Linked DNA regions of Homo sapiens: region 2 is linked to region 1. Evidence: read pairs that join two places in POLR2A ChIA-PET (ENCODE). Cell type or tissue: MCF 10A. All regions are shown on one strand. Links, peaks and the distances in the headings refer to the core of each region. The heading gives the core; the rest is flanking DNA.

Region 1 (16,577 bases), core at 7,678-10,177:
AATGGGACACAGGTGGCTCAGAGTAGAGCAACCAATGAGAAAGCAACCTGAGAAGGCAAAGGAATGCAAATCAACGTCAATGGACTCAGAAGACTGATGACAGGGAGGAGATGGGGGAGGAGGGCAAGGAAGCAGCTTGCAGTTGGAGCAGGAAATAAAAGTGCAAATGAGAGGCTCAGCATGGTCTCCACTCGCCATCCCACAAACGGGTGAACACACACGGAAGCTGGACAGACAGACCAAGGCGTGGCCAGAGAACAGTGAGTTATAATGCTATGAAGGATATGTGCATGAGAAAGGTCTGATGGAAATTCTCCAAAATGCTAACAAAAGAAGCATGGTAAGATCATGGGTTATCATTGTTCCTTTCCTCTGTTTTCTAAATGTTCTGAAAGATTTATCATCTTTAAATCTGAAAGATTATAGAATTCGACATCATCACAACAGTCCTGGCTTGAGCCTAAGGTGCATCTGCCCGAGGTCTCAGGTCTGCCTGGGCATGAGTGGAGGACCCAAGGGGCCATTCTGCTGGAGACCATCTGGATGACACACTAAAGGGCCTGCTGGGAGAGCATCTGTTTTGAGGACAGAGCTGGGTCCTCAAGCTTGAGCCAGTGACAGAGCTCAGGCCAGGCAGCAGGTCAGTTATAAGCATAATACAGTGCCTGCCACTCAGACTGTCTCCTGGCCCAGCATCCATGTTTGCATCTTAGGAACAGGCCAAATAGCAGGACAGAGAGCAGCAGACAGCAATGACCCAGGGCTCATGAGCCTAGCCCCGCAATGCAAGTTAAGGTTTCACCACTTCAGTAGGGGACACAACACAGTGCTGCCACCTGCAAGGTCCAGTGCATCACCAGTGTGGCCCACCCAGCAAGCCAGTTTCTAAAAGCAGGGAGTGGCATGACCGCAGTCGAGTGCTGTGGCTCAGCTCTGGCAAGCCTCAGAAAGACTCGGCCCCGGGGCCTTGGCAAGGCACTTCCTGGGACTTACGGGCCCCGAGGCTAGGGGTGCTCAGGGCAGGCATCACCACACACAGGAGACAGGGAATCCTAGGCATCTCATGGTCCTGAGAGCACTGTGGCCTTGAGGACCCGTGAGATCCCTCCCAAGCATGCTCAAGAAATCTTGGAGAAGCTTCGCGGAGAATGCAGCATAAAAGCCCTATCACGGTGGGTTGGGGTGAAGCCAGAGGAATATTGTTTTCTGTTATTGAAGGTGTTCTGTTTTTGTTGCTCCACTCACTGATGTAGCCTGGCAGGGAGAAAGGTGACATTTTCAAAAAATGTTTAAGAATTCATTAATAACGATGGTAAATTAGTAACTCTGAGCAACTATTAGAGGCAAAAAAGAGAGAAATATGACTAACAAACAAATGTTAGCGTACAGACAGAACTCCCATATGCTGTCAGCCACTCTTCATGGAAGAAAATAGTAGCTATTTCCAGACCGAAAATTAGGCCAAATAGTAGTTCTGTGAAGTGATTCAAGAACACAATAAACAATAACAAATATACAATATAAGATAAAAGACAAATGAATACACAGTATCTAATGAAGAAAAGGCTACTTCACAAAATTAAAAAGATATGCAGCTTGACAGTAAAGGAGGGTTAATCAGCCATTTGAATGATGGAAAGGTTAAGAAAAACACTGAGAATTATTTTTGAACAGAAAAAAAAATTATGAAGGGAAAATCAAAACTCAGAAGCTAAGCAGCCCTTCCCTCCAGTCCCCATGGCACTCTATTCCTCCTGGGTGTACAGCCTTTACCACCGTGCATACTCACTTCCCCCTTTCCTTCTCCCTCCAACCAGACTGTGAGCCTGCTGAGGGCCATGCTGATATCACCTCTCTGTCTGGAGGCGGGCACGCAGCATAGTGCTGGGCAAAGAGTAAACAATATATTGGCTTTTACTGAATGAATGAATGAATGAATGAATGAACGAACGAACGAATGAACAAGCAAACAGATTAACAAAGGAACAAATGTTAAAGGGGCTGAAATAAATGGATATCTCTGAAAGACATAGGAAAAGGAACTCTGGTCCCACAGGCACACCAAAGAAGAAAACTCCTCCACTTGGCATTTAATTGAATTCAATTTTATATATTCTTTGATAGTTTCATGTGCACATGGCCTGTCCCCACTGAGAAGCCTTAAGCCCTTGAAGGCAGGGACCACAAACTTCTACTTCTATGTCCCCCATTATAGTGCCTGGCACAGTGCTGGATTTTAGGTCTTAAATAAATATTCATTAAATAGGCTTGAATAAAGAAGATGAGACGAGACAAGTAAAGTTACTTCTAGCGGATGAGGTTCCTTCATTTTAATTTATAGGAGAAATGAGCTGGCTATTTACCAAGCTTCATTGCAACAGGCATTCCTCAGGACAAAGAGAGCCTTTCAGAACTACACGAGCGGCGGCGCCTTCTCCAGAGTTCCAGGCTTGGTATTTCCAAGGGAGAGCTAGGGGTCAAATAGTAAAATCCGCAGGCACAGGCACATGCCAGGGAAGTTGGCACAGCACCTGCCCAGGCTGGGAATGACTCCAGGCAGCCTGACCAAAGTCAAGAAAGCTCATAATTCATCCAGAGGAGAACTTAAAAACAATCCAGTTAGTTGGATATGACTGCAGATTGGGCAACTGAATGTCAACCGAATTCAACAGTGAGGACAGAAAATAGGAGGTGGGCACATCCTTCTTTCTCTAAAGCACACAGCTCAGGTGAAGGTGAAAGGTCTCTGCTTCTTGTATTTGGCAACTCCAGCCATAACAATCTGTCAGCAAAAATGCCTGCACAGGATCAGTGGGAGAGTCTCCTCCCTCAATGCAAAAATTCCTGACCAGGCAGCTCCCCATATAACCACCACTGGATTAAAGGCTAGACAAAGGCTAATTACTGGAGAAGGAAAGGGTCTCAGACAGGAAATACAGTTGGTTATCACAGCTAATGTTGTGGATGAGAGTTGCTGGGGTATTTAAATATGTATTGGAATAAAGCAAAAGGGGTCATGCTCATACGTTCATTTCCTTCCTAAGGAAATGTACCAGGGTGTTCAAGTTACCTGGGACTCCCTAACTGTATCTAGATTCCTTGAGGGTGGGGAGGTGGGCGGCCAGCCCTGACCTGATCCCCTAGAGACACCCTCCACCTGCTTTTCCTAGACACAATGCCCCAGATCCACCCCATATTATTCAGGAGAGTCAGAAATGGTTACCCTGGGCAAGATCCACAGCTTGTCACTTGGGCTCAAGGCAGCTGTGTGACAGGCTTTCGAGGAACAGTCTCTAGGCTCATACAGCTGAACTTGTTGACATGGTCCGCCGTGTGCCGGGGGCACTCACTCCACAGAGAGTTCAGAAGCTACACGGCAGCAGCCAAAGTTCACAGGGTGTGTCGAGGGCAGAAGCAACATCCCAGCAGGAAGAAGGAGAGGTAGGAGACTCTCCACAGCCATCTCATGGCTATCCTCCACCCACTCACTGATACTTTCTAGGCCTGCATCCACAGCTAGACCCCCTAGACTGATCATGGGGCAGGAAAGTGTGTGGCTTCACTAAAATCCCGAAGCTTTTACAATTACCCCTGTTCTTATCCTATATCCCTTACCACTCTTCCACTACCACCACCAACATACACACCTATTACCAGACTGGGGTGGGCAGCGGGGTGGCGGGGGGCAGAGTTTACATATTTCCCATCCCAAACCCCAGTCACTTAGAGGTTCCCCATCCTTGAGTGTCAATGTGGATTTGTGATGGGGAGAGTAAATAGTTTGGTGCATAAAACCTAGACTGTGTTTCATGAGGGCAGGACCAGCCCATTTTGCTCACCACTATAGCCCAGCACCCAGCACAGGTGCTAAATGTTTACTGTCACCTGAATTAAGAGTTAACTGGTCATTAAGTAGATGAGGTGGGACTACAGAAGACCAGACCACTGCTCAGACCACTGATCATGCAGCCCCTGGTTCTCTATATGTCAAACAACACCTTCCCAGCCTTGCAGAGGGGGCCACACGATGAGCTGTCTCACCTTTTTCCTGTCCCTGTCCTGTCAAGTATAAAAACAAGAGGAGCCTCCAAGAGGGCAACCCGAGGGAGGAAAACTCAGCAACACAGGCAAGGCATCTCCTCCTGCAATCTGCCTGGTCCTTCCCCAGCTATAGCATCGACTAGAGATTATGAGCTAGGTTTACACTCCTGATTCTGTCACTAAGTAGTCTTATGACTTCATACCAACAATCTGAACTTTTGGGGTCTTGGTTCTGTTTTCTGTAAAATGATCTTCTTTTGTGGGGGGAAGCTACAAGTACTGGACTTAAATATACAACACTCCCAAGGATGATTCAGGGCCAGCTGCTGCTAATTCAGCCAGTCCCTCCGATGGCAGGACACCTAGAGACCCTGGACCCTTGTCAGTTTCCTTAACCAGGATACGGTCAGCAAAGTGTAAACAATCAGACTGCAGAGAGAGGAAGGAAAGTGGCTCCCCCAGGGTCTCAAACAGTCAAGAAAAAAACACAGGGAAACAAGGAAAGAAAGAGTTCGGACAGGAAGGTAGCCAAACAACCCACTGCCTCACTGGGTTTTTAATGCCCTAGGAGGTGAGTTATTGCTTCTGAAGTTGAAAAAAGAAACATCAATAAATAAGTGCTATAGATTGTATTGTCCCTCCCCCACCAACATTCTGCACTGAAGCCCTAAACCCCAATGTGACTGCATTTGGAGAAGGGGCTTTTAGGAGGTAATTAAAGTTAAATGAGGTTACAAAGGTAGAGTCCTAATCCCATAGGATTGGCATCCTTCCAATAAGAGGAGGGGAGGGAGAGAGAGATGTCCTTCTCATACATGCACTAAGGAATGGCTATGTGAGGACGTAGCAAGAATCATCTGCAACCCAAAGAGACAGCCCTTACCAGACACTGGACCTGCTGGCACCTTGGTCTTGGACTTTCCAGCCTCCAGAACTGTGAAAAATAAATTTCTCTTGTTCAATCCACCTAGCCTGTGATATTTTGTTATGGCAGCTGAGCTAAGACAATAAGAGACCCAAGAAGCCTGCTGGCTCTCTCCAGTCTCAAGTACCATTCACCCTCATTCCCAAGATGAGCCTGTCTCACATTCATTGTCCCCATGTGAAGATCTGCCTGGGTAGAAACAGCAAGAACACAATGGTGGGAAGTGGGGTGAGACCAGAGTAGCAAGAGACCAACTTTCTTCACATGGTAGGACTCCAGAGCCCCCAGGCTTGTGGGCAGCACTGCAGCCCCTCCAGCATCACAGCAGCTGCGGACTCCGTGAGCTCAGGGGCCTGACAGTGACAGCCAGTTCAGTCGCTGGGCCATACTCGTTGTGTGCAATAGCAGAGATGAAGAAATAAAGGCAGTCAGTGGATAGAGGAAGGCCAGTGCCATGGAGCTATTTGAACATGTCACTCATGCCCTGCCAACCAGAGCAAATGGATCTCCCATTCCACAGGCAAAGAAGCCTGGTGATGAAGGCAGCCCAGGAGAAGGAGGAGTCACCACCATGGCCTTGAAGCAGGCGAGTATCTGGAGGTAATTACAAGTGGCACCAATATGCCCAGTCAATTACAGAGTGGAACAGCAACTCCACACGGAGCCTATAAAATGCTGTCATGGAAAGCAAGGACTTCACAGAAAGATGCTGGCCTCAGAGAGCTCGGTGATATGACAGTCATGGGCCTGAGAGAAATAATTTCCAGAGAAAGTGGATTAATTCTGGTTCTCAGTCACAGCCAACTCCCATGACAGCTGATTCAGAGCCATGGGGAGATAGACAGAAGGTGGCAGGGAAAACAGTGTGGCTTTTGCTTGCTGTCGAGTGAGTCAGGGAGGCCCACAGTGAGAGAGGCAAGCAGAGCTGTGGGCTGGGCATGGGAGAAGTCACCGTGCTCTTGAAGGTCGAGCTGGGCCCCACAGCAAGGAGATCCAAGGAACCCACTCAATGCGTCTCTAAGCCCTTGCACCTCAGCCTACTCCACACTGCAAAGTTGTTGCTGAAGAAATGTAGTTAAAGTGATACTCTCTCCCCCTCAGAGCCTTACCACCCATCCCTCCCATATAATCAGTCTTTCAGACAGCAGTATGCCCATCTCTCTTCCTTCTCCTTTCACAAGGATCAAAATAATAAGGAAAAATTAACAAAAATATATACATTTTTAAAACTCCCAGGTTGGAAAGAACTTAGAGACATCTAGTCTGGTCACTCGTCTGATATCTCTATCTCTGCCCACTCTGCATCAGCCTTGGCTAAAATGGCCCCAGTGATGAAGAATTCCTTCCCTCCTAAGCTTTCTTCATCTTCCAACAACACTGATGACCAGAAAATTCTTGTTATACTGAGCCAGAATCCACTTTTCAATTGCCTGGTTCTGCTTTGAGTACAGAAGAGTCCCCCTGCCCTTGCCCCCCGCCCCCAGCTCTCAGCTTCATGAGAGCTTTCCAAAACTTGAAGATGGCTAGCAAGAGAGGGATCTTCCCAAAGTGTTGGGAGGGCTCTGGCCCAACTCTCTAATCAATTTCTCTTCCATGAGTATTTAAAAAGTGTTCTTTAGAATAATGTTTTCAAGTCACAGAATGTTCAGTGGTAGAAGGTATCATAAAGATCATTTATTCTTCTTCCTTCACAGATGAAACCCAGGCACAAAGAGAGGAAACTGACTTGTTCAAGTCCTCATAGACACTTAGCAGAACACCCAAGGTTATATTTGAGCTCTCCTCACATCCAGAGGTTTGTACTGGGTTCTCCTAAAATACCACTTCTCCTAATTTTCCCCAAGCAGAACTGTGCTATCCTATCGCCCTTCTATCTACATGCATTTATACACACACTTCAGTCCAGACTATTTCCAACTTAAAGGCTTGGACGTTTGGCTTTTGGTTGCCTGGTACAACCTTACATGTGAGACAGTCCCTGAGACACTTGGGCCCTACACTGGTGCCCATCCCTGAAGGGGCACCAGAAATATTTCTGGAAGTCATTCCCCAGCAAATTGGGAAACATCTTGTGCAAAAATTGCAAATACAGAGGCCCCATGGGGTTTAAAGGCCATAAATGGGATTCCAGAAGAGGAAAAATCTTACCCATAAGCTTATTCTTTTAATCAATTGTTTGAGAGTAATCTGAAAAAGGGTTGCAGAATTTGCTCATTCCCCTGCAGTGTTGGCATTCTGAAAGTAAGGGACTGCAGGCCTGTGAGTCAGCAAGGAAAGCAAAATGAAAACTAGAAAATTCTAAGCATTTATTTAATACGAGCTAATAGAAGATGATGAATATGGCCTCAAATTTTCTGTTCTCCCCAGCCTCACATGAAGGTGGTGCAACCAGGAAAATGAGCTGAGCAGATGGAGTAAACATTTATTAGACATCTACTTTACGGTCGGTATAAAGGCATTGTTGAGAAAACAAAATTTCCCCTAAAGTATTTATAGCCTAACTCAGAAGGCAGGGTACAGGCAGTGTCTAAAACACAATTAATCAATGGTTCTCAGCCTGGGATGATCTTGCCTTTCAGGGAACATTTGGCAATGTCTGGGGTCATTTCTGAATGTCACAACTGGCATTTCATATATCCATATAATGGATAGAGGCCAGGGACACTGCTAAACATCCCACAGTACACAGGACAGCCCCTTACAACAAACAATTATCTGGTCCAAAATGGTGGTGGTAATAAAGTTAAGAAACCCTAAAGTAGGTGATCCACTAGTAGATACATGGTGGCTAAAATGAACTAGAATTCATCCAATTCAATATTTATTGAGGATATGTATGTGTCAGGAACTTTGTAGGCACTTAAGAATTAAAGATGAATAAGACATGTCTCTTCTCTCAAGGCTACATGAAACAATTATAAAAAGACAAGGTGGGATGTGATCCAGAGTTAAATTGGGTGTGTAAGTGCTTCAAGATTCTGAGAAAAGTGTGGCAACTGTAGGCCAGCATTAATTAGAAAACAGATGGGTCCTGAGCTTGGTCTTGGAGGGCAGGTAAGATTGGAATAGGCAGGCTGGGAGGCCCCTGCCAGGTGAAAGGGCTGAGCTGAGGGGCTCCAATAGCATCCCCAGACTCACCGTGAGAAACCCAAGAAGCATGCTCACTGCTGGTCCTCCCGCATCATAGCCAGCTGGCAGAAGCCAAGCCTGACCACAGTCTACATACCTTCATCTCCCATCTACAGATACTCCCCAGTGCCTAGCGCAGGGTATGTATTTCATGAATATGAAATAATTAGAAAAAGACAATAAAATTAAATCAGGAATTACTATTTTTTTCAGGCTTTTAAAATAAACTTTATTTTTAAAAAAGTTAATATGTGCATTATAAGAAACTGAGAAACACAAGAAGCAAAGAACACAGTCATTCACAATCACAAGCAGTTTATAGTTTGACATGTTCTTCTAGATCCTGTGTGTGTATAGGCACAACATCCAATTTTATGGGACTGAGACCGTACAGTATGTATCATGATTTTTCACACATCATGAATATTTACCAATTCAAAATCCCAAAGCTATATGATAACCAAGAATACACTACACCAACCAGGAACTACTATTTAATGAACATTTGCTCCCTGCCAGATTGTTTGCTTAACAACTTTACTTGCATTATCTCATTCAATCCTTGACCACAACCCTGTAAAGTACCTGGTATTACCACTTCTAAAATGAGGAAACTGACTGGCTGAATGAATAAATAAACCAATAAGTCAGCAAAGAACCAGCTCGAACAGCTCTGCTGTTCCCACACTAACCTGGGCTCTTTCTGATGCCTGCTGTTCCTTGGGTTCCAGCTTGCCCCACCCCTCAGGGCTCTTACACACACAGTGGCTATCAGCACCTAGCTGTCTAAAGCGGAGGTGTCGCGTGGGTAGACGGTGATTTTACAAGGGTTTCTAAGGCCACTGTGCCTCTGGCACTACGTCTAGAACTTCCCAGAATTTCTGCTGGCCAGAAGCCAGCACCACAAAAGAGACTGGAGCAAGGATGCTGGTATAGAATCTCCTCAGGGAGAAGGCTCAGGATCCCTGGTCCATGTTAAAACAAGGCAGCAGCAAACAGCTTCTTTTCACTAGCACATTTAACAAACCCTCTAATTATGTGATAAAAATCCCACTGGCGACTGCTTTTCTCAGAGCAGCACATTACCACTATCCAAATATTTCTCGGTCTCTAAATAATAGGGTAATTTTACAAGGCACGTATCTGCAGCAGCTGCAACAGCACAAATGGGTGCTGGTTAATTCCTTCTATTTATACAGCCCTCTTACCATTTATAGGATGCCCTCGTGGCTTTATTTCATTGGATCCAAGCAACCACGTTTTGAGAAACAAGTCACCTTATCTCCATTTTACACTCAAAGAGATCGAGGCTCAATGAGGTAAAATGAATTGCCCATGGTCACACTACAAGGTCTTCTGGCTTGTCTGGTAACAATATCATGTGCCAGCCACACTGCATGGCCCCTTTGCAATAGGTGATTTTCACTCTCCTTTCCTACTTAATTTGCAAATGATCATCAAGAATGCCTACTTGTATATTAACAAAAAAATTCCTGTGATACAAAAACTCACAATCCCCTTATCTTATGATAACAAGGCTTACCTAACTTCAGAGGTTGACAAACTATTTCAGCACAAGGCTGGATAGCAAATATTTAGGCTTTTCAGGACAGACTGTCTCTATCACAGCTACTCAACTCTGCCAAGGCAGCCAGAGACAAATGTGTGTGGCTGTGTGTCAAATAAAACTTTATTTATAAACACAGGAAGGGAAGACACAGATTTGACTTGCAGATGTAGCTTGCCAACTCCTGAACTAGATTATAGGGTCTTCCCATCCTCTCACAGATCCGACTAACCCATAGAGTCAAATCTACAAACTCAGAAACAAGAGAATAAAAAACTTTGCTACTTTTTTTTTTTTAAGAGAGAAATAGATTTGAAATGCCCCAGTCCATTTTCCTTTCCAGAGCTCCCTGGAGTAAAAATCCCTTTATGCTATTTCAGCCACTTGCTGAACATTACTCCCTGCTCCACACACATTTTCCTCTTTTCCCTGTTCTTTTGAGTTTTCCAGTTACCGGATAACATTCTCTAAAAGGTTTTATGCTACTGTTTTGCCTTTCCAAATGTGAAAAGATGATGCCCAGGTCCCTCACAAAATGGTCTTCATTTGAACAGTATAAATGACTGCTTTGCTGAGAGGTGGGTCAAACAGACATAGACCTCTGTGACTCCTTACACCATCAAAGAGTAGCAGTATAACAAGGCTCAGCCAACTTCAGAGGCTGCCAAACTTTTTCTGTGTAAGGCCAGATAGCAAATGTTTAGGCTATCGAAGAGCCACTAAAAACCCCAAAAGCCCCATCCTACTCATGGAACAAGGTCTACAGGGTTCAGAATTTTGCTTGATGGCTCACACACCAAGCTGGGAATTATAACAGGCCTGATCTACAGCAAGACAGCTACAATTCCCAAACTGAGAATCACCCTTTTAACATACCTCCAAAGACTTCCTTAGTAAAAAGATCCAATAGTGATGACACCGGAATACTCCCCGGAAAAACCATTACATTATTCTGGATGAAAGATGGAAAGGCATGAAGACGAGAATATTAGAGTGGTATTTAGAAAGAAGGAAAACTCTAACTTTGAATCCCATTTTCAAGAAGCATCTTAAGTTGTGCTTTCTTTGATCCCCATTCACTTAATTGTCACCCTCTACCAAGGAAAAAAAGTGGTATGGCAACTGGGGAAAGAGAGCCAAGCTCATGTTTAATGCTTTGTCTTGCAATCAAGAGGCACAGGGGAGCTCCACTCCCCATTAGCTAAACATCCAGACCATCTAAAACAAATGCAAGATTTCATCTTAAACACTTTTAAAGTAAAGCTTAAACTGATCCTGAACCTGAGAGAAGAAAGGAGTGATATGTATTCAGGCTCACACATGCCTGACGCACAGTAATCAATAAATGTTTGCTCAATAAATGTATGAATATCAGGAACCAACTTCCCATCTGGGGTTCACAGGGCTTCTTTTCACATACTCATTTATCAAGAAGCTAGGCATCAGTTTTGCTTTCTCTCCAGGACCAACTGATTAGCAGTGTGATTTCTGGCAATATCTTTGTGCTAAATGAAGTATTACAAAACAGTTCAGATGGCTTGTGTTGCTCAGCCTCATGAATATCTGGTGTGCAGAGAACCTGGATATCTTCTTATCCAATTCAGCAAAAATCTAGGATACATTTTAGTAGCTTCCTCTCAAAGTCCCCTAGTCCTACCCCTATAAACAAATCACCATCCATTCACATCCCACACAAGCACCCACAGCCACACATGTGCACGTACAGTCTTCAGATAATTGCAGCAACACCAACCCAGTGATTCAGATTCATAATGATTTCTAGGAATTCAGAATGTCTAAGCTAGACATACACATTTCTCTGTTCCGTTCCATTTTGAAAACTACGCAAACAGCTGGCAGCAGCTGCACTGATCAAAAGCTAGGACTCCACACTATATGACAAGAGGCACTAACACAGGAAATATACAAGGCAGACATACATGGGATGATGCCAAAGGAACAAGAGGACACAGAACACCCTCTTCCCAGCTCTAACTGTGAACTGTGTTCGGAGTGACCACACCACTCTGACACTGGCTGGCCATTCGCTGCACTTAGGCAGCAAGGTGAGGTTCAATCCCCAGTCATCACCTGCCCACACAGAGGCAACAAAAATGTGAGCCATTTTAATTCACTCCACCATCAGTGACTATCTATTTGGTCCCCCAACCAAAAGACTGACAAAAATAGGAAGAAGTGACATGTAAGCGGAAACCTGTAAGATGACCTAAAGCTTTGGGATGGGAGAGCATCGTGGAGAAATGAGAAGGCCCAAAGGCAAGTGAGAGCACGGTGTTGCTGAAAGAAGCCCAGCTGTAATGTAGGGCAGCAGAGAAAGAAGGGGAAACACAAAGTGAAGTCAACCAGGCCAGGTCATTTGCTTGTGCCCTTTTGGGCTATGTAAAGGAGTTTGTATTGTCCCCAGAGCATGGATGAACTATTGCAGGGTTGAAGCAGCACAAATGGGCACGCACTAACAAGACTTGAATTTTTTGAAAGAGCACTCTGGCCATACTGTGGAGGATGGGTGTGAGGACAGTAAGGCGAGCCTGCTAAATCTAAGCCTAGGCTGAAGGGGGCCTGTGGTGGCAATGGGTACTAAGAAAAATCTGTATTGATGGCATGCATTTCTTGAACTTCAGATCTTTATGGGCTGACCCTTGGTGCTTCTTTAATATCCTATCAAACTTCCATCTGGCCTTCTTGACCAAAGAGGAAAAAGACCAAATCCTCTGGGGCCCTGCTGGATGGGATGGGATGTGATAACCCCTTTCAGAAGCAAGGTGGAGCTTGCTTTTATGCCCTAGGTGCCCAACATTTAAAACATCATCTACATCACATGCATTATCACTTCTTGTGATTCCCTAAGAGTGGCAGAACTGGGATTAGCCCCTTTAAGTAATAGGGAAATACTCAGACAGCAGAGGCAAAGTCAAGTTCTAAAGTCATGGTGGGTAATCTTGGGATGGAGTCTGCAAATCAATTTTTTTAAAGGTGCTACACCCTTTGATTATCTTTCCTGTGTGATTCCCACACTCCTTCTTCTAATGACTTTTCATCATAATGTTGACATCTCGCCTTTTGAAAATTGCTAAAAAGTAGATACTTTGTAGATGTGTGCTGGGGGAAAAGCTGTTCCCTGCTTCCTAATCCCAGCTCTGCTTTGGCCAATGCAATTAGAGCACAGACCAGTAGTGGAATCTGGATGAAAATCCACATCACATCCTTTAACTCCTATCCAAGGCTCACTGCACTACATCACCTGAATAGAGGAATGAACAGACAGACGGACAAGCATAGCAATGGAGAGTTGGATCAATGAACAACCTCTTAAAGCTTTATTTATAATCTACCTCCTTCATCTAATAAGAGATTTCATAGGGAAAAAAACAGCCTTTTTTATGTCAGCAAAACCAGATCTAATGAGACCAAAGAAATGAGCAGGTTCCTCTGATAGCCTCTCTAGATGATTCAGGCTGTCTGTCCCAGTCATGAAGACACTACCCTAACTCAAGGCACAAATACAGCACACCCCTCCCGCCGACACACACAATCACCAAAAAAGGCTGCCAAAAACAGTGGCTCTTAGTAGCCAACACTCTTACTGATGGGGAGAAAGGAAACAGACCTACAGGCATCAGTTGAGCCCCTGTATCCAAGCATACCTGAAGCTAAGCTCCAGCCATATATTTTATTTCCAGATATCTAAGCCAATATAGTTCCTTTTCATTCAAGCCAGTTGAAGTTAAGTTTCCTCATCATTTGAAGAAAAAGCATCTTAGTTGATACAAAATGTAAACAGGTATAACATTTCTGTAAAACTATATATACATATATATCTCAACAGTTTAAATTGTTCATATACTTTAACCTGACAAAATCATTTCTAGGAACCTAACCCAAGGAAATAATCTGAAACACACGCAAAAATTTATTCATAATATTTACCATAAAAACACAAACTATGACATAAACTTAATGGCCCACATTAGAGGAAATGATTAGACAAAATCACACTATATTTTTAGCATAGAATATTATGAAACCATTAAAATGTATGTTTACTACAAATTATTAAATGTAAGGTTAAATGTTTCACCTTTTATTTTACATCAAATGTAAGATTCAAAATTGTTTATGTACCATGATTTCAACTTTGTAAAAATAAAATAAAATATACAAAAATACTAAAATATAATGTGCCAAATGCTAGTAGTGGCTGCTTCTGAAAAGGGATATTACAGGTGTTTCACTGATTTTTTAAAAAAATTATTCTCTATTCTTCAAATGCTCTGCAATAAGAATATATCGCTTTCAGGGTCAAGGAAAAAAACTCAGTAAAGCTACCCCATCCAAAATGAAATTCATTCTTCTTCTTCATATAAAACATAATTTCTCTCCATAAAGCTTCCACCTAGAGTTTCGACTCCCAATGTTAGGTTTTCTGGGACCACATACAGATCCCCAGGACAACCTTTCAGATATTTAAAACCCTGTCAAAACCTGAGTTTTGCCCTCTCCAGATTAAAATCCGTTTCTCCACCACCCCCATAGAATAGGGTAGGCTTTCCAACTCTCCTCTGAACACACTGCAATGTGTTATCCCTTTTAAGATGTGCTGTTCTAAAGGAAACTATCAACAAAGTAAACAGACAACCTATAGAATGAGAGGAAATTTTTGCAAACTGCATCTGACACAGGTCTAATATCCAGCATCTATAAGGAACTTAAACAAATTTACAAGAGAAAAAACAAACAGCCCAATTAAAAAGTGGGCAAAGGACATGAACAGACACTTTTCAAAAGAACACATACATGCAGGACAAACATATGGAAAAAGAAAAGCTCAATATCACTGACCGGAGAAATGCAAATCAAAACCACAATGAGATACCATCTAACACCAGTCAGAATGGCTATTACTAAAAAGTCAAAAAATAACAGATGCTGGCAAGGTTGCAGAGAAAAAGGAACACTATACACTGTTGATGGGACTGTAAATTAGTTTAATTATTATGGAAGACGGTGTGGCAATCCCTCAAAGACCTAAAGACAGAAATATCATTCAACCCAGCAATCTCATTAGTGGATATATACTCAAAAAAATATAAATTGTTCTATCATAAAGATACATGCATGCATCTATTTATCACAGCACTATTCATAATAGCAAAGACATGGAATCAACCTAAATGCCCATCAGTGATAGACTAAAGGATATCATTAGTCTAGACTAAAGGATATGATAGACTACAGGATAAAGAAACTGTGGCACATATACACCATGGAATACTATGCAGCCATAAAAAAGAATGAAATCATGTCCTTTGCAGGAACATGGATGGAGCTGGAGACCATTATCCTTAGCAAACAAACACAGGAACAGAAAATCAAATATCACATGTTCTCACTTATAAGTGAGAGCTAAATGATGAGAACACATGGATGCATAGAAAGGAACAAAACAAACTGGGGTTTATCAGAGGGCAGAGAGTGGGAGGAGGAAGAGGATCAGGAAAAATAATTAATGGGTACTAGGCTTAATATGTCGGTGATGAAATACTCTGTACAACAAACCCCTATGACACATGTTTACCTACGTAACAAACCTGCACATGGACTCAACTTAGAATAAAAGTTTTAAAAAATGTCCTGCTCTAAATTCATCACAGTGTTCCAGGTGTGGTCTAGTAACTTGTGTCCAAGGAGTAGCACGTCCTTGTTCTAGATACCTCATCTCTGTTAATGCAGCCTCAGTTCCTGTTTCCTCCAACTTGAGATAAGAATGAACAGAAACAGGTTCCCAAGGTAAAGATGAAATTCACCACAGCAACATATCTTTTCCCCTCTCTTTGGAGAACTCCTGATTCTCCAAAAGTCATCCTCCCATATTCTCCAAAGAATTCCTCAGGGGTGATATCACTCTGAACCTAGTCCAGCCCTTTCCAAACCCTCAGAGAAGGATGCCAGGGAGACTGCAACAGAAGTCCTGAGTCTCAACGCTCTCTGGAGATAATCCTCTCCGCTCCCTAATGCCAGGCCCCAGGGTCTCACAAAATATACAGGCAATTGGGCCAGATTTTTGTTCAAACTATTTTCATGGACCCAGGGAAGGCTGGTAGCCTGCAGCCCAAGGAGTCACAGACAGCACTTCTCCATGTCTCAGAAAATGCACTTTTGGGAAGTGAAGAGAGATGCTTTAAGATTACTTCTACGTCATCTTCCAGGTCAGGGAAAGGTCTCAAAAGCCAAGTTCTGGGACTGATGGGATGAATCATAGAAAAACCACAGGAGTGAAAACCACCAAATATCCATGTGCAAATACCTGTGCACACGTATGTGCTCTCACCCAGGCTTGTACCCTTTCAGATGACCAGTAGTAGTTCCTCTCCCCAGAAACACCACAACTTCTAGATAAAGCAGTCCCAGGAAAGGGATGGCCAATAGCCAGTAATTTTTTTTCTACCAGTGCACAAATGGAAGAACCCAAGCCAAGGAAGTGAAATGGGTTTCCTGAGATCTCGCGTGGTAACATGCCACCAGTGCCAAACAGCTTCCATCTCCATGCACATGGCTTCTACCACTACCTACTGCCTCCTCCTACAAAGCAAAGGTGCATCAGCTGTCCTCTAGACTCTAGGACCAAAGCACTAATTTGCATCCTGCTTAATTTTCATTTCCATACGGAATTCCCAGTTTCTAATTTTAAGTCGGCAAATCAAACAATTAAGCCAGTCCACTGCGTGGTCCTCAAACCCAGAATTATGTGTTTTAGCCACAAAGTACTAAATGTTAAAACAAATTCACTAAATTGTATCCCAGAACAGGACTACCTGGGGACTGGCTGTTAAGGGTGGTGGTTTATCAGCCCTTCTTGTCAGGGCAGGAGGATTTGCAAGAATTTACACACAGACA
Region 2 (16,577 bases), core at 7,621-10,120, 110 kb after region 1:
AAACCATGCTTCTCCCATGGATCTTTGCAACTCACGTATCAGGAGATCCCCTCATGAGCCCACACCACCAGGGATTTGGGTCCAATACAGAGAGCTGTGTGGAATCTCAGCAGAGCAGCCACTCAGGGAGTGGCTCAGCCACACACAGAGACCCAGGAGTTTTGCATACTCTGGCCCCGGCATCCATGGCAAGGTGGGAGATCCATCCATGCATGTCCCTAGGAAGGGGGCTGAGTCAGGGGCCAACTGGCATCATTCTTCGGGCCCCACTTTCACAGCACCACGTGGATTGAGACCCACTGGCTTGCAATTCCAGCTGGCTGGTGGCAGCAGGCTGGAGTCATCCTGAGTCAGGATGGTGTTCCCAGAGGGGAGGACCAGCCACCATCCCTGTGGTTTGGTAGACTCCGTCATTTCAGCCTGGTGGCTTTGAAGAATACAGGCGGTCCAGAGAAGGAGGGTTCCCCCATAGCACAGCTGCCTTGCCAGATCGTGGCCAGACTTCTTCTTTAAGCAGGACCCTGATCCATTCCTCCTCACTGGGCAAGACCTCCTTGTGGGGGCTTCAGCCACTCCAGCAAGGGTTCTACAGAGAGAGCTCTGATCTCTCCCTACTACAAAGCTCCCAGGGGGAGAGGCGGCCACCATCTCTGCAGTTTGGTAGACTTAGCTGTTCCAGCCTGCTGGCTTTGTAGTATACAAATGATCTGAATGAGGAATGGTACCCCCCTAATGCAGCATACCTGCTCTACCAAAGGGCAGCCAGACTGCTTCTTTGGGTGGGTCCCTGATCCCATTCCTCCTGACTGGGTGAGATCTCCCAACAGGGGTCTCCAGCCACCTCCTACAGGTGTGTGCAGAACAGCAACAGGTCAATGCCCTCCTAGGACAGAGCTTCCAGAGGAAGGAGCAGCCTGCCATCTTTGCTGTTTCACAGCCTTCACTGGTGATACCTCTGGGTACAGAAAAACCAAGGCAACTAGGGTCTGGAGTGGACCCCCAGCAAACTGCAGCAGTGCTACAGGAGAATGGCCTGACTGTTAAAAGAAAAACAAACAGAAAACAACACCACCAACAAAAAAGACCCCTCAAAAACCCTATTCAAAGGTCAGCAACCTCAAAAATCTAAGGTAGATAGGCCCATAAAGATGAGAAACAATCAATGCAAAAACACAGAAACTCAAAAACCAGAATGCCCCTTCTCCTTCACATGACCACAACACCTCTCCAGCAAAGGCACAGAACTGGACTGAGGATGAGATGCCTGAGCTGACAGAAGAAGGCTTCAGAAAGTGGGTAATAACAAACTTGGCCTAGCTAAAGGAACATATTGTTACTCAATGCATAGAAGCTAGGAATCATGATAAAACAATACAGGAGCTGATAGCCACAATAGGCAGGTTAGAGAGGAACATAACCAATCTGATGGAGCTGAAAAACACAACACAGGAACTTCACAATGCAATGACAAGTATCAGTAGCAGAATAGACCAAGTGAAAGAAAGAATCTCAGAGACTACCTTTCTGAAATAAGATAGGCAGACAAGAGCAGAGAAAAGAAGAATGAAAAGGAATTAACAAAACCTCCGAGAAATATAGGATTATGTAAAGACACCAAACCTATGACTGAGTAGGGTACCTTTAAGAGATGGGAAAAAAAGGAACCAAGCTGGAAAACATACTTCAGGATATCATGCAGGAGAACTACCCCAACCTAGAAAGACATGCCAACATTCAAATTCAGAAAATGCAGAGAACCTTAGTAAGATACTCCATGAGAAGATCAACCCCAAGACACATACTAGTCAGATCCTCCAAGGTTGAAATAAAGGAAAAAATGTTAAGGGCAGCCAGAGAGAAAGGCCAGGTCACCTACAAAGGGAAGCCCATCAGACTAACAGCAGAACTCTCAGCAGAATCCCTACAAGCCAGAAGAGACTGGGGGCCAATATTCAACATTCTTAAAGCAAAGAATTTCCAACCCAGAATTTCATATCCAGCCAAACTAAGCTTCATACGCAAAGGAGAAATAAGATCCTTTTCAGATAAGCAAATGCTGAGGGAATTTGTCACCAACAGACCTACCTTGCAAGAGCTCCTGAAGGAAGCACTAAATATAGAAACAAAAAATCATTACTAGCCACTACAAAAACTCACTGAAGTACACAGACCAGTGATACTATGAAGCAATCACATAAACAAGTCTGCAAAATAACCAGTTAGCGTCATGATGACAGAATCAAATTCACGTATCACAATACTAACCTTAAATGTAAATGGGCTAAATGCCCCAATTAAAAGACACAGAATGGCAAGCTGCATGAAGAGCCAACCATTGGTATGCTGTGTGCAAAGACATAAACAGGCTCAAAATAAAGGGATGGAGGAAAATTTACCAAGCAAATGGAAAACAGAAAAAAATAAGGGTCACAATCCTAGTTTCTGACAAAACAGACTTTAAAGCAACAAAGATCAAAAAAGACAAAGAAGGGAATTACATCATGGTAAAGGGTTCAATTCAACAAGGGATAACTATCCTAAATATATATGCACCCAATACAGGACTACCCAGATTCATAAAGCAAGTTCTCAGAGACCTACAAAGAGACTTAGACTCCCACAGAGTAGTCGTGGGAGACTTCAATACCCCACTGTCAATATTAGACAGACCATTGAGACAGAAAATTAACAAAGATATTCAGAACCTGAACTCAGCTCTGAATCAAGTGGACGTGATAGATATCTACAGAACTCTGCACCTAAAAACAACAGAATATGCATTCTTCTCATTCCCACACAGCACTTACTGTAAAATTGATCACATAATCAGAAGTAAAATACTCCTCAGCAAACGCAAAAAAAAAACTGAAATAATAACAGTCTCTCATACCATAGCGCAATCAAATTAGAACGCAACGTTAAGAAATTCACACAAAATTACACAACTACATGGAAATTGAACAACCTGTTCCTGAATGACTCTTGAGCAAATAATGAAATTAGGCAGAAATCAACAAGTTCTTTGAAACCAATGAGAACAAAGAGACAACGTACCAGAATCTCTGGGACGCAGCTAAAACAGTGTTAAGAGGGAAATTTATAGCACTGAATGCCCACATCAAAAAGCTAAAAAGATCTCAAGTTAACAACCTAACATCTCTACTAAAAGAACTAGAGAACCAAGAGCAAACAAACCCCCAAAAGCTAGCAGAAGACAAGAGATAACCAAGGTCAGAGCAGAACCAAAGAAGATAGAGACAAAAAAAACCTTCAAACAAATCAACATATCCAGTAGCTGGTTTTTTGAAAAAATTAATAAAATAGACCACTAGCCAGACTAATAAAGAAGAAAAGAGAGAAGAATCAAATAAACACAATCAGAAATATTAAGGAGAAAATCACCCCTGACCCTACAGAAATACAAACAACCATCAGAGAATACTATAAACACTTCTATGCAAATAAACTAGAAAAACTAGAGGAAATTGATAAATTCCTGGACACATATATCCTCCCAAGACTGAACCAGGAAGAAACTGAATCCCTGAATAGACTAAAAAGGAGTTCTGAAATTGAGAAATAGCCTACCAACCAAAAAAAGCTCAGGACCACATGGATTCACACCTGAATTCTACCAGAAGTACAAAGAAATTTTACTGAAACTACTGAAACTATTCCAAACAATTGAAAAGGAGGGACTCCTCCCTAACTCATTCTATGAGGCCAGCATGATCCTGATACCAAAACCTGGCAGAGATACAACAAAAAAAGAAAACTTCAGGCCAATATCCTTGATGAACATCAGTGAAAAATCCTAAATAAAATACTGGCAAACCAAATCCAGCAGCGCATCAAAAAGCTTATCCACCACGATCAAGCTGGCTTCCTCCCTGGGATGCAAGATTGGTTCAACATACACAAATCAATAAATGTAATTCATCACATAACCAGAACTAAAGATAAAATCTACATGATTATCTCAATAGATGCAGAAGAAATGACCTTGGATAAAATTCAACATACCTTCACGTTAAAAACTCTCAATAAACAGGGTATAGCTGGAACATACCTCAAAATAATAAGAGCCATGCATGACAAACCCACAGCCAATATCATATTGAATGGCAAAAGCTAGAAGCATTCCCCCTTGAAAACCAGCACAAGACAAGAATGCCCTCTTCTATCACCACTCCTATTCAACGTAGTATTGGAAGTTCTGGCCAGGGAAGTCAGGCAAGAGAAAGAAATAAAGGGGATTCGAATAGGAAGAGAGGAAGTCAAATTATCTTTGTTTGCAGATGACATGATCCTATATCTAGAAAACCCCATCATCTCAGCCCAAAAGCTTCTTAAGTTGATAAGCAACTTCAGCAAAGTCTCAGGATACAAAATCCATGTGCAAAAATTGCTAGCATTCCTATTCACCAACAACAGGCAAGCAGAGAGCCAAATCATGAATGAACTCCCATTCACAATTGCTACAAAAAGAATAAAATACCTAGGAATATAGCTAACAAGGGAAGGGAAGGACCTCTTCAAGGGGAACCGCAAACAACTGCTCAAAGAAATCAGAGAGGACACAAACAAATGGAAAAACATTCCATCCTCATGGATAGGTAGAATCAATATCATAAAAATGCCCAAAGTACATACTGCCCAAAGTAATTTATAGATTCAATGCTATTCCCATTAAACTACCATTGACATTCTTCACTGAATTAGAAAAAGCTATTTTAAAATTCACATGTAACTGAAAAAGAACCCAAATAGCCAAGACAATCCTAAACAACAATAACAAGACTGGAGGCATCATGCTAACTTCAAACTATACTACAAGGCTCCAGTAATCAAAACAGCATGGTACTGGTACAAGAACAGACATATAGACCAATGGAACAGAATAGAGAACTCAGAAAGAAGACCACACACTTACAACCATCTGATCTTCAACAAACCTGACAAAAACAAACAATGGGGAAAAGATTCCCTATTTAATAAATGGTGCTGGTTGAACTGGCCAGCCATATGTAGAAAACTGAAACTGGACCCCTTCCTTACACCATATAAAAAAATTAACTGAAGATGGATTAAAGACTTAAATCTAAAACTCAAAACTACAAAAACCCTAGAAGAAAATCTAGGCAACACCATTCAGGACATAGGCACAGGAAAAGGTTTCATGATGAAAAGGCCAAAAGCAATTGCAACAGAAGCAAAACTTGACAAATGGGATCTAATTAAACTAAAGAGCTTCCGCAAAGTGAAAGAAACTATCATCAGAGTAAAGAGAGAACCTAGAGAATGGGAGAAAATTTTTGCAATCTATTCATCTGACAAAGATCTAATATCCAGAGTCTATGAGGAACTTAAACAAATTTACAAGAAAAAAACAAATGACCTAATTAAAAAGTGACCAAAGGACATGAACATACACTTCTCAAAAGAAAACATACATGCAGCCATAGGCATGGGCAAGGACTTCATGTCTAAAACACCAAAAGCAATGGCAACAAAAGCCGAAATTGACAAATGGGATCTAATTAAACTAAAGAGCTTCTGCACAGCAAAAGAAAATACCATCAGAGTGAACAGGCAGCCTACAGAATGGGAGAAAATTTTTGCAACCTACTCATCTGACAAAGGGCTAATATCCAGAATCTACAATGAACTCAAACAAATTTACAAGAAAAAAACAAACAACCCCATCAAAAAGTGGGTGAGGGATATGAACAGACACTTCTCAAAAGAAGACATTTATGCAGCCAAAAAACGCATGAAAAAATGCTCATCATCACTGGCCATCAGAGAAATGCAAATCGAAACCACAATGAGATACCATCTCACACCAGTTAGAATGGCAATCATTAAAAAGTCAGGAAACAACAGGTGCTGGAGAGGATGTGGAGAAATAGGAACACTTTTACACTGTTGGTGGGACTGTAAACTAGTTCAACCATTGTGGAAGTCAGTGTGGTGATTCCTCAGGGATCTGGAACTAGAAATACCATTTGACCCAGCCATCCCATTACTGGGTATATACCCAAAGGATTATAAATCATGCTGCTATAAAGACACATGCACACGTATGCTTATTGCGGCACTATTCACAATAGCAAAGACTTGGAACCAACCCAAATGTCCAACAATGATAGACTGGATTAAGAAAATGTGGCACATATACACCATGGAATACTATGCAGCCATAAAAAATGATGAGTTCATGTCCTTTGTAGGGACATGGATGAAGCTGGAAACCATCATTCTCAGCAAACTATCGCAAGGACAAAAAACCAAACACCGCATGTTCTCACTCATAGGTGGGAATCGAAGAATGAGAACACATGGACACAGGAAGGGGAACATCACACATCGGAGACTGTTGTGGGGTCGGGGGAGTGGGGAGGGATAGCATTAGGAGATATACCTAATGCTAAATGATGAGTTAATGGGTGCAGCACACCAACATGGCACATGTATAGATATGTAACAAACCTGCACGTTGTGCACATGTACCCTAAAACTTAAAGTATGATAATAAAATTTAAAAAAAAGAAAACATACATGCAGCCAATAATCATATGAAAATAAAAAAGCTCAACATCACTGATCATTGGAAAAATACAAATCAAAACCACAATGAGATACCATCTCACACCAGTCAGAATGGCCATTATTAAAAAGTCCAAAAGTAGGCCAGGCACAGTGGCTCACACCTATAATCCCAGCACATTGGGAGGCTGAGGGTGGATCACAAGGTCAGGAAATTGAGACCATCCTGGCTAACACGGTGAAACCCCATCTCTACTAAAAATACAAGAAAAAATTAGACTGGCGTAGTGACAGGCGCCTGTAGTCCCAGCTACTCAGGAGGCTGAGGCAGGAGAATGGCGTGAACCCGCGAGGCGGAGCTTGCAGTGAGCCGAGGTCGTGCCACTGCACTGCAGCCTGGCAGAGCGAGACTCCATCTCAAAAAAAAAAAACAAAAAAAAAGTCAAAAAGTAACAGACGCTGGCAAGGTTATGGGGAAAAAGGAATGCGTTTACACTGTTAGTGAGAGTATAAATTAGTTCAGCCATTGTGGAAGGCAGTGTGGCAGTTCCTCAAAGACCTAGAGGCAGAAATACCATTCAACCCAGCAATCCCATTACTGGGTATAAACCCAAAGAGATATAAATCATTCTATTATAAGGATACATACACACATATGTTCACTGCAGCACTATTCACAGTAGCAAAGACATGGAATCAACCTAAATGCCCATCAGTGATACACTGGATAAAGAAAATGTGGTACAGATACACCATGGGATACTATGCAGCCATAAAAAGGAATGAGATCATGTCCTTTGCAGGGACATGAATGGAGTTTGAAGCCATTATCCTCAGCAAACTAACACAGGAGCAGAAAACCAAACACCACATATTCGCACTTATAAGTGAGAGCTGAAAGATGAGAACACATGGACACAAGGTGGGGAAAAACACACACTAGGGGTCTATCAGGAGTTGGGGGGAGAAAGAGCATCAGGAAGAATAGCTCGTGGATGCTAGGCTTAATACCTAGGTGATGGGATGATCTGTACAGCAAACCACCATGGTACACATTTACCTATGTAACAAACCCTGGACATCTGGCACATGTACCCCTGAATTTAAAATAAAAGTTAGAGAAAAAAAAAAAACGACACCGTTAATTGTACCAAACAAAACTGTAAGGCACCTACAAATCAATCCAACAAAAGGTAGATACAAATTTAATTAAGAAACTATCAGCCAGATGCAGTGGCTCACACCTGTAATCCCAGCACTTTGGGAGGCTGAGACTGGTAGATCACTTGAGCCCAGGAGTTCGAAACAAGCATGGGCAACATGGTGAGACCTCCTCTCTACTAAAGATACAAACAATAGCCGGGCATGGTGGTGCACGCCTGTGGTCCCAGCTACTCAGAAGGCTGAGGCAGGAAGACTGCTTGAGCCCAGGGGGCAGAGGTTGCAGTGAGCTGAGACCCCGCTACTGCACTCCAGCCTGGGTGACAGAGCAATATCCTGTCTCAAAAAAAAAAAAAAAAAAAAAAGCAAAAGAGAGAAGAAACTATTATAAATAAAAGCTTATTAAAATTCATTAATGAAGACCTAAATAAATGAAGAGATAAAGCCATATTCATGGACTAAAAGACTAAATATCATAAAGATGTCATTAATCTCAAAAATTATTCTATAAATTCAACATGATTCTGATTAAAAATCTCAACCCAAAAAGACAAATAAAGAAAAAAAACGAATAAATATAAATATACCTATTTTAAAGAACTTACTAAACTGATTCTAACATTTATATGAGAAAGCAAAGGGAGGCCCAAGAATAGCCAAGACCATAAGGTTAGGAATCATCCCGCTAGATCGCAAGACTAAAATAGAGCTATAATAATTAAGATAGAGGTTCTAAATGAAGGAGAGATCAACAGACCAATAGAACTGAATAAACCTTGAAATGGACCTCCACACATATACACTTGACACATGACAGCAACAACATGGTAAAAGTGGTGAACAGACAGAATGAAGTGCTTCAGAACCACTGGTTATCTACATAGAGAAAAAACAAAATTAGAATCTTATTTCAAACCATGCATAAAAATAAATTCCAGATGCAAATGTGAAAGGCAAACTTTAAAACCTTAGAAGATATAGAAGAACACTATTATGATCACAGATTACAGAAAATGTTGAAACAGACAAAGAAAACACAAATAAAAAGGAAAGATATACATTTTACATTTAAATCTTAAAGTTCCATACATCAGAAGATACCATAAAGACAGTGAAAACAGCAGCCACATAGTGGAAAAGACAATTGTTATACACATAACTGAGACCAGCATTTAGATAGAATGCCTATAAGTTAACAAGGAAAAGACAAAAGAACTCAGCTTAAAAATGGGCAAGAGATATGAAGAGGCAATCGCATAAGAGGGAAAAACATAATGACCAATACACATAGAAACTGATGGTTTAACTCACTAGTAATAAGGGAAATGTACTTTTTTTTTTTAATACCCAGCATACTGGCAAAAACTGTTAAGGATAACAAAACCAAGGGTTACCAGGGGTGTAGAGCACAGCAATATGAATGTATATTTTGTCAATTTATATCCCTCCAGCAATCTTACAAGTGGAAGAAACAAAGTGGAGGATGTGCTCAGCTTATGGTCCTACAATTCCACAATTAGATATATAATCTAACAAACTAGTAACTGTGCTCAAGGAGACTTGGAGATTTATACAAGAATGTTTGCTGCAGCAGTCTACAATTGTGAAAAACTAGAAACAACCTAAATGCAATCAACAGAAGAATAAATAAGTTGTGGTATATCTATACAATGGAATAAGATTCAGTAGTGAAAATGAATGAACTAATAAGGGTAAACTTCAAAAGCATATTGTTAAGTAGGAAAAAAGCAAACTTAGAATAAGCACCATATTATATCATTAAATAAAATGTAAAAACATGGCAAACAACACTGTATAATGTTATTGGATATATGCATATGTTTTTTAAAAGTATAAATATATGGGGAAAATAAAATAAATTCAAGATAGTGGTTGTTTCTTGGGAAAAAGAGAAGGAGGAGAATTAAATCAAGGAGGAGTATCCAGGGGACTTCAATTATACATATTTTTTCTTTAATCTGGGTGGCGGATACCTACATGATCTTTATATTACGTATATTTTTGTATGCCTGAAATATTTTGTAATGTTTTAAAAATCAAATTCATGTCAAGAGGCCTGATGGTGGTTCAACTGGTAAAGTTACACTGGAAGACACTGGTTTGATATGAGGGCAAAGTCACCTAACAATTAGAGCTACCTCTAAATAAATACGCTGACATGGAAAGTGAAGACTTCCCCATCATTGGAGCTCTCTGAACAGAAGCAGATGCCCTCCTGTAGAAGACACTGCAGAGGAAAGAACCATTAATGTTCCATTTACCATCCTATCTTCACTGCAGAGCCTATACTTAGGAGATGCTTGATTAATATTTGTTGAATATTGAAATTTGAAAAGCATTTACTGCAAGTCTCCTTAAATGCTAGTGGTAGAAAATTGAAAAGAATAAAAATAACCTAACAGTAACAAAATTAAGAATATTAACTTATACTCACCAACAAGGATTAAACAGGATGAATTAGAAGACAGGAGACTGGAGGAGAGCAAAAGCAAGCTCAGAGAAACTGTCTACATTGGATTTGAAGACTATCCAGTAAATTCCACATGATAAGTAGTCTTTGAAGGGTGCTTTACAGTTTATTCACGTTATTTAATCTCCACAATAATCATGCAAAGAACAGCTTTACTTCATTCTATCAGTTAAAAAACTGAAGCTGACAAAGATTAAGTGACTTGCTCAGTATCTTACAGCCAGTTGGTATCAAGGCTAGTACTAAAACGTAGGTCTCCAGACACCAAACTCCATCTTCTGTGACACAAGTAACCCCACTCACCGGATGAGGGAACCCCACATACAGGCGTGTTGGCAGTCTAATATGGTCCCTACAGAACTTAATACACAGGTAGTAGAAAAGACAATTTAACATTCTGAATTAGCTCTATCAATTACTACATTCTTTCCTTGTCTCCCAACTTCATATTCTAATGCCACAGAGTATACACACACCCAGTGCCTTAGTTGGGGTTGCTATAACAAAAATAATGCCATAGACTTGGTGGGTTAGACAATAGAAGTTTATTCCTCCCAGTTCTGAAGACTGAGAAGTCTGAGATCAAGGTGCCAGGTGATTTAGTTTCTTCCTGGTTTGCAGACAGACCTTCCTGCTATATCCTCACAGGGCAGCAAGAGAGATCATCTCTCTGTCTCACCTTATAAGGGCACTGATCCCACTCATGAGGACCACGCTATCATGACCTAGTTGCCTCCCAAAGGCCCCACCTCCAAATAGCATCACACTGGGCATTAGGGCCTCAACACAAAAATTCGGGGAGGACACAAACATTCAGACCATAGCACTCCATCTGTAAGTCACTGATCAATCCTCACTAAGAAATTTGTAGAAGATATGATGCCACAGCTCCTATAACTGTTGCCAATTGCCCACACTGGGCTATGAAAAAAGACATTTAGGTCAGACTCACATTCATGACACAAAATCCCTGCAGAACCCATAGTGGAGTGTGAGTGGACTTAAAGCCAGCTGCTCCACCCGTTACACCCCATCCCTCTTTCTAGCAACTGGAACATGTTCCCAGCAGCACTGTAAGGAGTAGAAGATGACATGTGGCTGCCTGGTGCTGGAATTAGAGCTGGAATGGACAGCGATACCTGGTTTCCACCCTCACCCACTCTTCAACAACTGGACCATGGTTTGGAAGGACCATTAACAGGACAGAAGTCAACACTTGCATCCTCTCTGCTCAATCCTAAACTAGCTGAGAGATCTTGTCTGAATCACCAAACTTACTCAAGACAGAGCTTCAACAAGTGTAAAGTCAAAAGAAAGGTGATGGTCCCTAAAATGTCCCAGAATCTGCCAAGTGTCCACTTCCCAGCCAGGTTCAGGACAGGCCCAGGGCATGCCTGCAGAACTCAGCTCAGACACTCAGCAGATGTTTATTAAACCATCCATCCATCAACATGACTGTGTTTATGGTTAGCCCTAACAAGCATGATTAGGGGCTGGTTCTCTAATTCTGTTTTACGGGTTTTGTGGGCTCCAGGGGAAGAATAAATCAAGCAGGAGTTTACTGAGTCTGACTCAGCACACACCACCAACATTTCAATCAGACCAGAGTCTGAAAAACAAGCAAATATCACTCTCCCTACCAGTCCATCTGCTGTCTTGATGAAAGATGAAAGTAAATGGAATGAAGAGCATAGGGAAGAGAACCAACCTGTGTTTATGATGCCATGAAGACCACTCCAGCACACAACAAAGTTCACTTTCAGAGTGAGGCAAGAGTGTGTAAAAGCCCCCTCCTCCTCCCAAGAGGGTAACTACTCACTCCTACCCATCAGCTGAGAGTCCAACCACACATCTGCCATTGGTGCGAGTCTATCACACAATATGCACACTGATAAATCTGGCTTTCAAGAAAGGCTAGGAAAGTTACAGACAAGCACTTACGCCTATTGAGGTCTTAATAAGTCACAGAACAACTAGGCTGCCAGAAGGAACATTAGAATCCATCTTCTTGGTCAAAATCATTAGAAACATAAGTCCTAGAGGACGGAAAATTGTATTGTGGGCCCTGTTCACATTGACTAACTGCTTTGTACTGTTGCTTAATTTTTTTCAGTAATGTCCACAGGCCAGGCACAGTGGCTCATGCCTGTAATCCCAACACTTTGGGAGGCCAAAGTGGGAGGATCACCTGGACCCAAGAGTTCAAGACCAGCCTGGGCAATATAGTGAGACCTCGATTCCACTAAAAATAAAAAGTTAGCCAGGGTGGTGGTGCATGCCTGTGGTCCCAGCTATTCAGGAGGCTGAGGCAAGAAGATCACTTGAGCCCAGGAGTTCAAAGCTGCAGTGAGCCATGATCATGCCACACCACTCCAGCCTGGGCAACAAAGTGAGATAGCGGCAAAAAAAAATAAAATAAAATAAAGCGCCATAGTATCTCTTCCACTAAACTGTATGTAGCCTGAGAGAGAGACAAAATATCTAACACATACCTACCTAATGTCCTCGCCACCAAAAATACTGCCTGAATATGAAAAGCACTCTATTCACACCTGTTACCAAAATAATTCTAAAAAGTCCACAGGGTATACCAAGCTTGTGCAACACCATATCTACATCACATGACCCTTGCAGCCAACACTGTCTTGTTCAAGTTTATGTCCCTAACATCTAGCACAGTGCCTGGCTTGCCATAGTACTCAGTAAATACTGATTGCATGAATAAAATTCTCTTTCATAATCCCCTTCTTATTTTAACACATTCCTACTTATCCCCTGCTCAGATAGGGGAGATATTTTTATCAGAACCAGCACTGAGAGGCAGCATGCAATATTCCAGGGGTTCTAGAGGCCTAGGTCTACTGGGAACTGCCTTTCACTACCTAAGGGATGTTACAACATTTAGCCACTAAGACTTAACTTCCCTACCTGTAAATGGAAATAATAAAAACTATCTCAAACAAAGGATCTGAAGATCAAAACAGTAATTAAAGTGTTAGATAAACTGCAAAAGAAAATAGAGGATAGGAGTAAAGGAGGTACAAGATGAGAATAAAAGAAGCAGCCAAACACTTGCCGCTTAAAGGAGCCATTTTTCTCGTATCCCCTCATTTATGGTACTAAAGAAGAATAAGGGCTTGGCCTGGTGAATGCAGGAGGAGTAAATCCTCCTTACCATTTCATCAGGAAGCCTCCCCACACTGCATCTTCTTCTCAGGATCTGTGGCATATAATTTAGTACTCAACAACACACAGTAGGTGAGTTTGTTCATCTTTTCACATGTTAGTCCCATTTCTCCAAACAGATTCATTCACTGCATATACATTGAGCATAAATCATGTACCAGGCAAGGGTATGCAAATTTGAATTACTATCTTCTTGCCCAAAGAAACAAAAAGACCACTGAGAGAGAATAAGCACTGAGATAAATAAAATGTCAATTCATTAAGTCAGTCATAAACTCTTATTCAGTGAATAGCATGGAGCCTTCAGAGAAACACTTTTCTTGGAAATGTCAACAATCACCAGATTTACCACTTGGTGGCATGAAAAGTTCAACAGGACTGACGAAGCCAGGCCTTCTGGTTGTGCTCTTGATTCTGCCACAGGAGAGCTGTGATAGTGCTGATGAAATCCTCCTCTGTTCTCTCCCTCAATTATTCCACACAAACACCAAATTCTGCATGCCTGTATCTTAAGAAAATCCACTAGCTGAAACACTGAACTTCCTAAAACAAAAGAATGAATGAATACCCTTCAATTTACTCTATAAAAGTCCTCTTCGTTTTACAATAGTCTGTTTACTCATTACTCAACAGGGAAGCTGGGGTTTGAGAGACTGGAATGTGGCCTGGGAGAGTTCAGGACAAGCTGCAATGCCAATCCCATCCTTTGTTGGATCCACAGCCTTGAACTAGTCACTTTCATCTCTTTGTACTTCAGTCCCCCTCATCTGCAAAATAACAGAGCTGATTTAGGACCTAATCTCAGAGGTGATCTCTGAGGTCCCTTCCAACTCCAGCACTCCGTGATTCTATATTTGATTCTTCCTGTATATTCTGCAGACCACCCCACCTTGCCCCAGTGAAGTCACATCCCAATTACTTAATGCCCACGTAGTGGTTGACAGATCAATTAGAGCAAACAGCCAGAACACAGCAAGACTGCACAGCACTCCACATGCTCCTGGGCTGTGTAAAGTGCCCTCTCTCTTTGAGGAGTGGGAGGAGGAAACTTGTGATCTCTGTCTTCCCTTAGCTGTTCATCAACATGTTGCTCAAATGTAATTACACATAAGCAGGATTTATTCATTCCTTATCCTATGTTCTCAAATCTTTATATGTTTTGCTGCTCCATGGGGGAAAAATAACTTAAAATCTCAGTCAGCAACTTGCCACACTGTAGTGAAAATTAAAAGCAATATCCCAATTCTGGGAAAATGGTGGCAATATATTTATTGAGTCTTCCACAGTCTCTACAAAAAATAAACAGAGCAACTAAATAGCAAATTTAAAAACTCATGGATGACACTCAACAAAATTTGGTGACAAGTTATCGGAGACAAATCACCAATAGCCAGTATGATATTGATGTCTATGTGGGAACAATCAAAGGGAAGCAATGGGGCATATGATGAACCTGAACCCAAAAGAGCCAATAGGGTAAACTGGAGAACTGCCGCTGAACCTGGAACAACAGGGGACCCACAGGAGGTTCGAAGGGCTGGAGCACTCAAGCCACTAGGAACTCTCAAAACTGATTGCCCAGGACAGGACTCCACACCAAGAGAAACTGCTGGGAACAGAATCAAAATGAAGCAGGACAGGCAACAGAGACAAAGAAAAGAGAAGGCTCAGGTAAAAGAGAGAGATGGAAACAGAACTACCACATTTTTTAAATCTCCATGAAAACAAGAGATTTTTAAATCTCCATTTCTCTGTGCAGTTAGAAATACTACCAAACCAACCCTCCTTTTTAAAATTCAGGAAAACTAAGTTTACATAAAAATTAACAACAGAAAAGTAACAAGGTCAAATCCATAAACATTTCTATAAAAAAAGAGAGAATAAGGAACAAAATAACATCCTTAGAAATATGTGATAGTGAAAGCATGCCAAAAAGACATATTTTTAAATAAGCTAAAAATACTTTAAATTATGCAAGGCATGAAAGAACAACATAAATTAGAATTAGAAAAATTCAGAAATAAAGTGACAAAACTCAAGAAAGCAAAGTAAAAAAAGAAAACTATTTTAGAGATAAAAACTAAACTAGAAGAAATATAAGAAAAAATAAACCTAAAAACTGCCTGAAACTTAGGGAAATTTTTTAATTAAAAAGAAATAATAGGAAAGAGATCAAAGGGATTTGAAAGTGACAAACATCGAAGATAGGCAAACAAGAACCAACATATGGATAAGAGTGGTTCCGGAAGAACAAAACCAAAGCAAGGAATATAATTCTAAAAACAGTAGTCTGTGAAAACTTTCCTGGAAAAAAACTATTTGAAACCTGATATTGAAAGAACATATTGTTTACCTGAGAATACTGACTCAGAATAATATCAACATATACTCTAGTAAAATTCTCAGACTTTTTTTTTTTTTACAAAAGATAATTTAGGCAGCATCTAATTTTAACTGTATACAAATTATAAGGAAAAGAAAAATTAGATCAGATTTACAACAAGCTTTATGCCAGAAGTAGATGGAATAACACTTAAGATTTTTTAAAAAATGTCAACCACAGATTTAATATTCAGCAGTTTTGACCTTTCGCATACAAAGAGCATAGATAAAATGTTATCAACATTCAGAAAAAAAAAATCAGGGAATATTGTTTCCATAAGCTTTTCCTAAGGATACTAGAGAAGAACTTTGGATAATCAAAGTGACTAGAAACAAGAATGTAAGTTTTGGTAGTAAGTATTAAATATGTAATTATTGAAGAACTAAAAACTAAATGAGGGTTAAAAAGGAAATATTATAATGTGTAATGACTATATGATTGTATTAGTTAACTAGGGCTGCTATAACAAACTATGACAAAGCTACAGGCTTAAGACAACAGAAATTTATTTTTTATAACTCTGGTGAACAGAAGTCCGAAGTCAGTTTCACTGGGCCTAAATCAAGGTGTTGGCAGGCTGCACGGCCTCCAGAGGCTCTAGAGGAGAAACTATTCCTTGCCTCTTCCAGCTGCTGGAGGCTGCCAGCCTTCCTTGGCTGTGGCCACATCACTCCAATATCTGCCTCTGTGGTTACACTGTCTTTTCCTCTTCTGTGTGTAATCTCCCCCTCCCTCCCTCTTGTAAGGACAACTGTGACTATATTTAAAGCCCACCCAGATAATCCAGGATAATCTCACCATCTCAAG

What was found. ChIA-PET counts read pairs that join two places held together with the same protein. Peaks named below come from ENCODE experiments on the same cell type or tissue, not always from the same donor. Only the 100,000 strongest peaks of a DNase experiment are listed, where the experiment ranks them.
Region 2: POLR2A ChIA-PET joins it to region 1 with 7 read pairs; 2 of 35 experiments call an interaction of 5 or more read pairs at or near these places.

Annotation. Positions count from the first base shown.
Region 1 is chr1:162,199,639-162,216,215 of GRCh38, reverse strand. All of the region lies in intron 2 of NOS1AP (nitric oxide synthase 1 adaptor protein), which reads right to left. Among named protein-coding and RNA genes, the nearest start is that of MIR4654, 51 kb to the right of the region's middle. In MCF 10A, for the core only: no CTCF peak of the experiment used is centred there; a DNase peak (open chromatin) is centred at 8,885.
Region 2 is chr1:162,089,601-162,106,177 of GRCh38, reverse strand. The region is part of intron 1 of NOS1AP (nitric oxide synthase 1 adaptor protein); the gene reads right to left. Among named protein-coding and RNA genes, the nearest start is that of NOS1AP, 28 kb to the right of the region's middle. RefSeq lists enhancers at 13,595-14,189, 14,190-14,785. In MCF 10A, for the core only: no CTCF peak of the experiment used is centred there; no DNase peak of the experiment used is centred there.